Regions from separate parts of the Mus musculus genome. Here all the other regions are linked to region 1. Evidence: chromatin contacts called from ENCODE Hi-C or POLR2A ChIA-PET data. All regions are on one chromosome and are shown on one strand. Each heading gives the region's core, a stretch centred on a gene start or an enhancer-like site at or near the end of the contact. The rest is flanking DNA. Distances are from core to core; before and after follow the strand shown. Region 1 holds the start of Timm13 (translocase of inner mitochondrial membrane 13). Region 2 holds the start of Sgta (small glutamine-rich tetratricopeptide repeat (TPR)-containing, alpha). Region 3 has its middle 3.4 kb from the start of Dot1l.

Region 1 (3,926 bases), core at 973-3,472:
CGTCACACCTAGTGGGGCTTTGCACCTAGTGGGGCTTCGGGTACAGGTTCCACAGTCTTGCCTCAGATGCAGACTTACCCACTCACTGTGTGGGCTCTGTGACACCACAGACCTCAGAGGCCACACTCCTAACCCTTCAGCCAGGATTCCCTCTGCCTAGAGCTTGGGGTGGGGAGACAGGGACTCCAGCCCCCAAGTCTGGGCTGGGGACAAATGGAAGGCTCTGGAATAGGGCCTTTCACTTGCTTGGGAGCAGGCTGCCTAATTGCATCCTCCCTCATTCCTTGCAGGGGGACCCAAGGACTACCTCAAGGGGCTGCCGACTGATGTGAAACCTGCCCCACGGTCACCATGGTCCCCAGAGCCCCTAAAACTACTTTTTTATGGTCTGCTCTCACTAGTCCTTGGTCTGTTTCTCGATGACTGTTAAGCAACCATGAGAATGTGGGTGGGCTCTGCTGGGTTTCCGAGATGGAGGTGCCCTCTGCCCACCGGCCTGACCTGGCCCCATGCCGTCAAGATGGTATAGAGGCCTGGGGCTAGGAACCCGCAGGCTGAGGGACTTGGGCCTGGATCTGGGGCAGGAGAATGGCTGCTAGCTCAGGGTGGACTTTGTATGAAACTGGTGATTCAGTTGTTTTCTTTGAAGCCTTTCAAATCAAATCAAATTCAGAATCCAAGAGTGCTGTGGGGCCCACTAGCCTGTCAGGATGTGGTGGCTCTTAGGACACAGGGCAGACCCTCCTCTCCTGGAGTTGATGGCACCTGAAACCAGGGATGGCCCAGCTTTGTGCTCTGAATCTGAAGGGTTTATAACAGTCCCCAGCTCCAGGGCATTCACAGGCTTCTCTGGTCCCAGATTCTGAATTGTTCTAGTCCCTTCTAAAGCGGAGGACCAAGGAGGAGCGAGTTCACACATGGGACGACGCCTCCCATCCTAAGACTGAAGGGGACAGGCAAACCGTGGGCGTTGTGCCTTCAGGAGCAAAGGCTGCAGGTTCCCAGCCAGTGACTGCTCACATGAGTGTGGCCACACTAGCTATGCTCCTGGCCTCTCCTGTATGAATACTGTGTGGCCCCTCTGTGCCCCACCTCGATGGCAAGGCCTGGAAACTTGCTTCCCTGCAACTTAGTGCCAGGAGCCAGCCAGTTTCACCTGTCACCTCCCCACCACTGACACATGGTATTTTTTTAAAGAATATTTATTTTTTTACATCGGTCAGTAACGCAGCTCACTGGGATGATGCTCTGGGGGTTCAGGCCTGGAGCTGCCACAACTGGCAGCTTCCTTTACTGAGCTAGGGCGAGTTCTTTCTCTCTCCTGGCACAGCTGATGGTAGGAAGAGTCCAGGCCTAGTCTTCCCCCAAGGCAAGAGCTCTTGGCCACAGGATGCCACCACTGCCACCAACCTCCAGAACCCACCAGCCACCTCCTGCTTCTAGATACCTCCGTTTTCTTTGTGACCGGCGTTGGATCCTGGATAGTTATGGCTGGCTGCAGTCACTGCGCAGCTCTGCTGCCTTGCCCACAGGGCAGGTGTACTCTGCACTGGAGCTAGCTTCCTTGTATTTGAGGAGCAGGTCTAGAGTAATCTGCAGGTCCTCAGGGGTCTGTTTCTGGCCCTGGCTAGGTGAGATGGTTACCGGAGTGGCACTGCTGCTGGGGAGCCGCCGGCACTGCGCACATCGCTCAGCTCTACAGATTGTTTCTTTTATAAGATGCATGCCAAACGTGTGTTCCACCTTTTCTTTTACGCCTATGATTTGTAATATACATTTTACAACTGGAAACTTTTGTATACTCAAATAAACATTGACTTTAACTGCAGCCTCAGAGTAGATCTTCAGATTAAGATAGGAGCAGCAGGCTGGTAAGATGGCTCAGTGGGTAAGAGCACCGGACTGCTCTTCCGAAGGTCCGAAGTTCAAATACCAGCAACCACATGGTGGCTCACAACCATCCGTATAACTTTAAAAAAAAAACATATTAAAAAAAAAAAAAAAAAGCAGCGAGGATTTTATATTGTACGCATGCGCAGCGGGGAGGTCCAGGACAAAATGACCCTGGTCCAGCCCTTGCCAGGGCGTCAAAAGTCAGTGGGCTCACGCGGGAAGTTGCACAGCCTTCTGGGAATTGTGGTTCGGGTTTCCTTCCTTTCTAGAAGCCAAAGGACAGTGCTTAGGGACGGCGCGCACAGCCTTGTGGGAGCAGGAGTTTGCAGTTTCCCATAGAGCCTCCGAGGTCAGAGTGCACGGCGCGCACGGGTTTGTGGGAGGTGTAGTTTAACTTGTTTCCATGGTGACTCAGGCCGCAGCTTTGTCAGACTGCTGACGACGCGCGCTGCCTTGTGGGAATCGACTCAGCCTCTGTTTCCCGTGGTGCCCCGGCTTGGCTTCCGGGGCGTATGGTCGGTGTGCGCGACCGTGGCCCGGTTGACTGAGCAGCCATGGACAGCGGCTTCGGCTCGGATTTTGGCGGCACGGGTGGCGGGAAGCTGGACCCGGGGGCCATTATGGAGCAGGTGAAAGTGCAGATCGCCGTGGCCAACGCGCAGGAGCTGCTCCAGGTGCGGGGCGCGCCGGGGTTGGTGGCGGGGTTCCCCGGGTGAGTCCCCGCTGAGACCTCGCGTGTGTCCACAGAGAATGACGGACAAGTGTTTCCGGAAGTGCATCGGGAAGCCCGGGGGCTCCTTGGATAACTCGGAGCAGGTGAGACATCTCGGGAACCCGGGGTGGTGAGGGGCGCGGGGTCAGGAGCGTCTAGGAGGTTGAGAGATGTGCGCGTGCGCGGCCTCTAGCCTTAGCTACTGAGGAAGTTGTGCGCGTGCGCGGGGTGAGGACCCGGCTTCTGTGCCTAGATCGGTGCAGCCTTCATGGGTGATCCTCGGGTCGTGTGACCGTCAGTCAGGGATCCCCCTCCACGCTTTGCAGAAATGCATCGCCATGTGCATGGACCGCTACATGGACGCCTGGAATACCGTGTCCCGCGCCTACAACTCTCGACTGCAGCGGGAACGAGCCAACATGTGACCGGGACCTGTGCCTCGGGACACCGTGCTTATGGTCTGAACTGTTTTCCCTGCCAGTTAGGGTGTCTCCTCCTAGCCGCCCTGAAGTCTGGCAGCATGGAGGGCTTGGGGATCGAGGCCTCTCCCCTGGGTTGCTGCGTCCAGCTCAATCTCAGAAGAGAGTGAGGACCCGACAGAGCACAGGGATCTGGCTGGCCCCACTGACCTGTGACCTCAGGAGAGCAGGCCAATAAATCGCTGCTGGGGCAGTAAAGCAGGCGTGTCACCTCACTGCTTCAGGTCCCTTCCCCTGAGTAGGCCCAGACCTCCCAGGGTATCTTTCCCCTTGGGGTCAGTGGGCTGCTGGCTCTCAGGGAATTCGGAGCATGATCTCAGGTGTTTGGTCATCCCGGGGAGACCAGCCGAGGTTAAGAAGCAAGGCTTCATGTAGCCTTCACCTATCATGCATGAGGCCCAGGGTGCTGACCTTAACTCTGAATAAACCAAGTGTGGTGCACACCTGTCTGCCCAGCACTTGAGGGTGGGTTAAGTGTGGAGGCAAGAGGATTGGTACATGAGATTTGGTCAATTTGGTCAGTCCCACCAAAACATAAGCACCAAAGGAGCCAAGTTGGAGACATGCCCTGCTCCTGGAGACTCGTGGCTTTGACAGAGGTTCTGAGCCAGTAGGAGAAAGGACTCTGTTTATTGGAACAATATACACAGTCACAGCTAGTTCCCATCGGACTCCCATGTTTGCCTGCTACCAACTCCTCAGCGTGGGGTGGGTGGCCCGTAGCTGTGTTTCTCAGTCCACGCCTGGGTTGCTAGCCACAGGGCAATCATTCCTGGATGTTCTGGCCTATCCATCCCAGCACAGCAGCCACTCGAGTGTAGACACCTGGGAAGTGGGGCCTG
Region 2 (3,926 bases), core at 879-3,378, 160 kb before region 1:
ACCAACTTCATCTAGGCACTTCATGGAGACTCTTGCTAAGCGATTCTCGGTTGTGTCAATTCGATAGTTAAAACTAATCTGATGAGATAAAGATCAGAAATCACAGGTTGTAAGAGGGTTTCATTATGTCAGTACCCTTTCCCTGTAAAGGGAATTTTTGGCAAGATTTCTAGAAAACAGTATGTTTTCACCCTGGAAAGAAGAAAAGTCTTAAAGAGTTGGTAATTGCCCTGGAATTCTCTGATAGAGAATGGCATCAGTTCCTGTGAAGGTGGCAACATCTTCTCTCCTCTCACGTCCCTCACAGCTTTTCTATCCTGACTTATTGCACACCTCACATCCCTAACCAACCCAGGACACTAAGTTTGGTAATTATAACTACGCCATGTCAAAGGTGGGGTGTGTGCAGAGGATTGGCAGGATCACAGCATATCATATCAGCACTTGGACACTGATGCAGGGGGATGGACAGAGTTCTTGCTTTTCTTTTCTGCTTCCAAGACAGGGTTTCTCTGTGTGGCCCTGGCTGTCCTGGAACTCACAGAGATCCTCCTGCCTCTGCCTACTGAGCGCTGGGATTACAGGCCTGTGCCACCATGGCCCACCTGGAATTCCATAAATTTAAGGTCAACCTGAGCTACATAGTAAGACATGGTAAAATGAAAATAGGAGAGATAGTTCAATGGTTAAGAGTACATATTGCAAACTGGGTAGTGCAGTTTTAGCCCAACCTTGCCTACGGTATGAGACCCTGTCTCAAAGAAAATAAAAAAAGTAGAGTACATACAGCTTTTGCAGAGGGCCTGAATTGCACTGCACCCAACTCTAGCCTTGGGGATTCCATGCCCTCTTCTGATTTTTATAGGCACTGTATTCCCATGCAGACACCCACACATAGACATCCACATAATTCAAAAGTAAAGATAAGTTGGTTTTATTTATTTTTATTTATTAATTTTTTTTTTGGTTTTTCGAGACAGGGTTTCTCTGTATAGCCCTGGCTGTCCTGGAACTCACTTTGTAGAGCAGGCTGGCCTGGAACTCAGAAATCTGCCTGCCTCTGGCTCCCGAGTGCTGGGATTAAAGGCGTGCGCTACCACGCCCGACCTGTTTTTATTTTTATTTTTATTTTTTTATTTATTTTTGGTTTTTTGAGACAGGGTTTCTCTGTGTAGCCCTGGCTGTCCTGGAACTCGCTCTGTAGACCAGGCTGGCCTCGAACTCATCCCGAGTGCTGGGATTAAAGGCGTGGGCCACCACGCCCGGCTCCTGTTTTTATTTTTTGAGACAGGTTTTTCTGTGTAGCTTTGGCTATCCTTTGTAGACAAGGCTTGCCTCAAACTCACCGCGATTCCCCCGCCTCTCCAGTGCTGAGATTAAAGGCGAGCACCACCACTGTCTGGCTGCTAATCTTTGTTTTTCTTTTAGGCATCAGAAAGAAGTTGGGGTGTGCAAAAGATAAGTTTGTAAATAGGTTTTAAATATAAAAATAAGTGAAGTAGATTGTTTAGTGGTTAATCACACTTACTGCTTTCACAGAAAGTGGGATATGCCAGTTTCCAAGATGGGCGAAGTGGATGAAGAGTTCCGGGCCAGGCTGGGCTCGTAGTATTGTCATTTTAAAAAAAGGAAAAAGAAAAAAAAAATTACGAAAACAGGGGGCTGGTGAGATGGCTCAGCAGGTAAGAGCACTGACTGCTCTTCCAAAGGTCCTGAGTTCAAATCCCAGCAACCACATGGTGGCTCACAACCATCCACAATGAGATCCGATGCCCTCTTCTGGTGTGTCTGAAGACAGCTACAGTGTACCTACATATAAAAATAAATAAATCTTTAAAAAAAAAAATTACGAAAACAGAACCAAAAACTTCATAGCATCAGTTAGTGGCTTTGATTCAGATTTGTCTTGCTGAAAGCAGCTAGATCACGTGACAGACTCCATACCACGTGGTCTGCCTTGGTGCCTCAGGGGTCCGCCGCCGCCCCACCGTGCTTTAGGCCTGACCCGCTTGGTGACTGTCAGACTAACTTCCGGTTTTCCTGATGCCTCCAGAGGGCAGTTTCCATAACAACCAGCTTGTGACCCCCCTCTTCGCGTGACGTCACTTCTGTTTTAGAGCGAAGGGTGCACTTGAGCGCATGCGCAAAAGGAAACCTACACAGGAAATGGTTTTTTTCTGCGCAGGCGTCTTGGTCCTGAGGGCGGAGCTTGGCTGCGCCGCGGTGCGCAGGCGCAGCCGTCGGTGGGTCGGGTCTTCGGTCGACTGAGAGGTGAGGCTGGGGGCTCCGCCGTGCCCCGTATGGGCGTCGGGGGTCTGTGGGTTTAGCTTCGCTGTGCTCGGGAGCCCCTGGGACAAAGGTGGCTTGTGATCCGGACTTCTGCTCTCTTCGGGGTCACGTGAGCGGGCGGCGCAGAGAGGAAACTGAGGCAGACAGCGTCCCAACCCACCCCCACCCCTCGTCGCTTTTTCTCACGAAAAGGTCAGCGTTTAGGTGTGTGTGGGGCGGATCTCAGTTTTCTCGGGGCCCCTAAGGTCTAAGACCCTCTTACATTGCCATTCCTCACCCTGGTGACCTTGCTTAGCCTGTTGCCTGCCCACAGCCTCAGTTTTCCTCTTCTGTACAATGGACGTTGTCACCATTGTCTGAGCAGTTGTGGGTGCTCCTTCCCATTGGGAGGGTGTGTTTGATTTTGGTGCCAAAGGTAGGTAGTGTGTGGGTTTGAAGGGCAGAGGGCCAGCTGTGCATGCTAGGGCAAATAGCTTGACCTCTCTGAGGAGGAGTTTTCTTAAAACAATGGTAAGGCAGGTGTGCTGACACATGGGCAGAGGCAGGAGTATCGTGGGACTTCCATGCTAGCAAGGACTACATACTTTGTCTCAGAAAACGAAACAACCAAAAGCAAAGACTCGAGCAAATAGTCTAGAACTTTGGTCCACAACCTATAATCCAGTCTTTCAATTGAGAGGGGGAGACAGCTGGATCGCGGGGAGTGAGTTCAGGCCCAGCCTTGGATACCTAACACGGTGGAGGTAGCTGGACCACAACGTGAGACCCTGTCTGAAAATGAAATCGACATAATTAATAGTTTGTTTGTTTTGAGACAAAGTCTTTATCTGTCTCTGGCTGTCCTGGAACTCACTATGTGAGCCAGGCTGGCCTCAGCGCCACCTCTGCCAGGACTGTAGGTGCCACCACCTCATCTGGCATCATAATTAACGTAAAAAGGATGTCAGTCTGGGCCCGTTTAGTTGTAAGCTGGGCTTGCTGGCTGTCATCCCAGCTTGTAGGAGGCTGAATCGGGAGGATGGAAGTGAAGTTCAAGGCTATGTTGGGCTACATGGTGAAATCCTCTTGTCTCAAAAGCCAGGTTGTAGTGGTGTCCGACTTTGATCCCAGCACTCAGGAGGCAGAGGCAGGAGGAGCTCTCAGAGTTCGAGGCCAGCCTCTGGTCTACAGAATGAGTTCCAGGACAGCCAGGTTGCAGAGTGAGACCCTGTCCTGAAAAACCAAAACCAAAAATGAAATGTTAGCAACAACAAAAACAAAGAAAGTCAGTTGAAATTGTTATGTCTCTGTGTCTGTCACCTGGACATTAATTGTCCTAAGGTCCATTAGCAGAGGTCTGTTAGCCTCTGTGGTGGCTGGTGAAGGCACACGTTCCCCACCAGTTGATTGAGATGACTTTCCTGTTTTGTCCCTCTGTGGTCATTTATTTGATCAGTCTTTCCTTTTATTGGTCATTCTCATCCACAGGGACAGTGTATGGGGATGTTTGTGATCGGTGTGACTGAAGGGGCTTCTGATGTGACACTGACACTGGGTGGGGGTCAGGAACATTGCCCACAGAACAGTGCTTCTGTTGGGGAAACAACTCAGTGAGCAACATGCTTGGCATGAGGGTCTGAGTTCAATTCCCTGTGGAT
Region 3 (3,926 bases), core at 948-3,447, 150 kb after region 1:
CTCCCCCCTTGATCACTAATTAAGAAAATGCCTTACATGGGCTGGTGAGATGGCTCAGTGGGTAAGAGCACCTTACTGCTCTTCCAAAGGTCCGAAGTTCAAATCCCAGCAACCACATGGTGGCTCACAACCATCCATAATGAGATCTGACTCCCTCTTCTGGGGTGTCTGAAGACAGCTACAGTGTACTTACATATAATAAAAATAAATTAAAAAAAAAAAAGAAAAAAGAAAATGCCTTACAGCTGGATCTCATGGAGGCATTTCCCCAGCTGAAGCTCCTTTCTCTGTCAAGTTGACACAAAACTAGCCAGTACACTTGGTATGATGTAAGCAGGTCAAGAAACTGAACTTGCCAGGTAACTCATGGGTTACACAGGGCTCTTGGGACACAGGCAGAGGCAGGTGGATAGCCTGGGCCTGAGCCGAGATTATCCTTCCTTGCAGAAGTCTGCATTGGCTCTTCCTAGATTGCTCTATTGTTTTTATTTGTTGGCTTCTATGTTTTTTTGTTTGTTTGTTTTTTGGTTTGGTTTTTCGAGACAGGGTGTGCCACCACACCCGGCGGCTTCTACGTTTGATTTTGTTATCTTGTTTTACTTTTTTTTTTTTTTTTTTTTTTGAGAGGAGATCATTGTGTAGCTTTGAAAGTTGATATGTGCAGGGCAGTGGTGGCATGCATCTTTAATCCCAGCACTTGGGAGGCAGAGGCAGGTGGATTTCTGAATTCGAGGCCAGCCTGCTCTACAGAGTGAGTTCCAGGACACCCAGGGCTATACAGAGAAACCCTGTCTGGAAAAAAATTTTAAAAAACAAAACAAAACAAAACAAAAGAAAGTTGATAAGTAGCCCAGGCTGGCCTTAAACTCACAGAGATCGGCCTGCCTCTGCCTCCCGAGTGGAGTGCTGAGATAAAGCCCTCTGGAGGCACCATGTCCATTCTGCTTCAGCTTTGGCTGGTTGTTGCTGGTGGTGTTCTTGGGACAGTCTTCTGTAGGCCAGAATGACCTTGAATGCCTTTTCTTTTTCTTTTCTTTTCTTTTCTTTTCTTTATTTCCTGCTTGATTAAGGAAATGAACTTGAGCAAATACTGTCCCACTAAGCTAGTCTAAGAGCAGACCTTGACCAGCAGCCCCCCAGCCTGCTGCTGCAGTGACAGACTGTGAACGTTCTTTATATCTGACCTACTTCCTCATGCCCTTTAGAGAGAAGGCCAATCCTGTTACTCACTCTAGGGGATTCCTACACAGAGCTCTCCTCCGTGCCTTGTAGCTATTACTTTCTCCTTGTGTTGTCCAGAGTGAGGCTCATCTTTCCCTACAAGACAATGTCCCAACTTCAGTGGTAGTGGAGAGAATTTCCCAGGTCTCTCATGCTTTCATTGCCAGAGCTAATAGGGCATAGCCTGGTGCCTCCTAGGAGCTAGGGCCAAGCACTTCCTTGCCAAACACGCCCCCAATCACTCACAGAGGATTCTAGGCGAGGCTCCACCCCTGACCACGCCCCCAGCCCACCCCTTTTCCTCCCCCACCCCCAGGAGGCAGGGCTTAACCCTAACCATGCCTCAACCCCTCATTGGAGGATTCTAGATAGAGTTCCAGCCCTGTCCACACTCCCAGCCCCTCCCTCACTGGGGGTTCTACACGGGAGTTTAAGATTTAGTGTCTATATATATTGCCCAGGAAAGTTTTAACTCATCGCCTTCCGGCACCCCAAGTGCTGGAATTTTAAGGATTATGTGCTGGGATATGGAGGGTTCCATGCGGGCACGAGGAGTCTGGGATGTGAGGGGTATGTATGCTCAGGACCTCAAGAAGACACCCCCACCCGTGCCCAGATATCCTTTTACCTTTTGTTACCAAACTCAGCTTAAAACCTAAAAGAAGCAAGAGAAAGCCTAGGTCCAGAGGGAGAGGGAAGTCCCCTCGCCCACACCGTGGCTCCAGAGGGAGCGGGAAGTCTCCCCACATCCCCAGCCTCTGTCTTAGAAGTTCCTCTGCAGCTTCCTGCACCTTCTTGGTTTCAAGGCGCTGGCCGGTTCTGCTAATTTTGGGCTGAGAGCCCACAGGATCCTGTGAGTCACATCTTAAAATAACCTCCGTTTCTATATGTGTGCGCACTCGGCTCTATTTCTGGAAGTCTGAGTAATAGCCGAGGAAGCCGGGGGTTTGCCATCGGCCACTCCCTCCCAGCCAGCACTGTGCCTGAACTCCAAAGTACTCTCAAGAGTGGGGAGTTTAAGTTCCAGACCAACACCAGATATGGGATAAGTGGGTGGAGAGCTGACCTGGAACGTGGGAAACCCTGAGCTGCATCGCCGGAACAACTCTCATAAACGGGGTGTGGTGAACTAGCCTCTCACCCACCACTGCACTGGGAGGTGGAGGCAGAGCAGTTAAGAGATGACTGAGAAGATCTATAAAGAGCACTTGCTGCTCTTCCAGAGTTGCTGAGTTCAATTCCCAGCAACCACATAGTGGCTCACAACCATCAACAAGGGTATCTGCTGCCCTCTTCTGTCGTGCAGGAGATAGAACACTCATATATATAATACATCTTTTTTCTTTTCTTTTCTTTTCTTTTCTTTTCTTTTCTTTTCTTTTCTTTTCTCTTCTCTTCTCTTCTCTTCTCTTCTCTTCTCTCCTCTTCTCTTCTCTTCTTTTCTTTCTTTCTTTTTTTTAAAAGAGGGACCTCATGTCCATGTCTAAGGTGGAGAGAGATGGAGATGCAGGACTTCAAGCTCAGACCTCCATACACATTGGACACATATACTTTCATAAACAAAGAAAAGGGCCAGAGGAATGGCTCAGTTGGTGAGGAGTTTGCCTTCAAAGACAAGAATCCTATTTTAGTTCTGGTGCCCACACACAAGTGTCAGGCCTAGGGTGGTGGCATGCCCTGGTGCCAGCCCTGGGGTGGTGGCCCCTGGAATTCAGGAACTGGAAAAGCACAGACAGGAGCCAGCCTAGTCTAATTAATGAGTTCCAGGCTAGGAGAAACTGGCTCAAAAGGAGTAGGCAGCAGTCCTGAAGAACACAGCCGAGGCTATCCTCTGGGGATCACAGCCTAGGCTATCCTCTGACTTCCATGCCCTACCCACCCATATATACACCTGCAGGCACACACAAACACAGACATACAGAGTAAATAAACTGTTTAAAGAACAGAAAATAGGCCAGGAGTGATGGCACACGCCTTTAATCCCAGCACTCTGGAGACAGGCAGGCTGATCTCTGTGAGTTCAAGGTCAGCCTAGTCTACAGAGCAAGCTCCAAGATTACCAGGGCTACACAGAGACTCTGTCTTGAAAAAAAAGTGTGTGTGTGTGTGTGTGTGTGTGTGTGTAGATGGCTCAGAAGTTAAGAGCACTGACTGCTCTTCCAGAGGTCCTCAGTTCAATTCCCAGAAACCACATGGTGGCTCACAACCATCTGTAATGGGATCTGATGCCCTCTTCTGGGGTGTCTGAAGACAGCTATAGTGTACTCACATATATAAAGTAAATAATTCTTTAAAAAACAAAACAAAATAAACAAACAAAAAACTAATGCCGGGCAGTGGTGGCACACACCTTTAATCCCAGCACTTGGGAAGCAGAGGCAGGCAGATTTCTGAGTTCAAAGCCAGCCTGGTCTACAGAGTGAGTTCCAGGACAGCCAGGGCTACACGGAGAAACCCTGTCTTGAGAAACAACAACAACAACAACAACAACAACAACAACAACAACAAAAACCCCAAAACAAAGAGCAAAACAAACAAACAAATAAACATACTAAAAATCCACCCTGAAATACCCTGAGCAAAGGTGCTGGGAGTGGAAGCAATATTTCATCCTGCAGGTGTAGCGCATCACCAAGAGAATTCAGGCCTGGAACCTGAAGGCAGGCAGGACCTTGGGCATAGGCAATGGAGGAGGACTGCAGAAT

What was found. Hi-C counts contacts between places; a loop is a spot of excess contacts on that map. ChIA-PET counts read pairs that join two places held with the same protein, here RNA polymerase II (POLR2A).
Region 2: POLR2A ChIA-PET joins it to region 1 with 10 read pairs in Patski. The contact joins the promoter of Sgta here to the promoter of Timm13 in region 1. POLR2A ChIA-PET finds 5 or more read pairs at or near these places in 2 of 5 experiments (Patski and embryonic stem cell).
Region 3: a map of left cerebral cortex shows a loop between it and region 1 (2.5-fold over the local background). The contact joins the enhancer-like site here to the promoter of Timm13 in region 1. A Hi-C loop is called at or near these places in 1 of 37 maps with a recorded cell type or tissue (left cerebral cortex). POLR2A ChIA-PET finds 5 or more read pairs at or near these places in 3 of 5 experiments (Patski and embryonic stem cell).

The regions. Positions count from the first base shown.
Region 1 is chr10:80,899,265-80,903,190 of GRCm38, reverse strand. Timm13 (translocase of inner mitochondrial membrane 13) reads left to right here and starts at 2,222. Exons shown (of 3, transcript NM_013895.4): 1 at 2,222-2,567; 2 at 2,641-2,709; 3 at 2,932-3,741. The coding sequence starts at 2,448. The coding sequence ends at 3,030. Lmnb2 (lamin B2) reads left to right here. Exons shown (of 12, transcript NM_010722.5): 12 at 291-1,828. The coding sequence ends at 332. It overlaps Tmprss9 (transmembrane protease, serine 9), which reads right to left. Exons shown (of 18, transcript NM_001081688.2): 18 at 3,697-3,926. The coding sequence ends at 3,851.
Region 2 is chr10:81,058,473-81,062,398 of GRCm38, reverse strand. Sgta (small glutamine-rich tetratricopeptide repeat (TPR)-containing, alpha) reads left to right here and starts at 2,128. Exons shown (of 12, transcript NM_001358550.1): 1 at 2,128-2,271.
Region 3 is chr10:80,749,827-80,753,752 of GRCm38, reverse strand. No RefSeq gene overlaps it. Among named protein-coding and RNA genes, the nearest start is that of Dot1l, 3.4 kb to the left of the region's middle. Within about 2 kb of position 2,197, at least 2 of the 3 ENCODE cell types and tissues checked have a DNase peak (open chromatin) inside an H3K27ac peak, as active enhancers do; they include left cerebral cortex, where a contact is called at or near this core.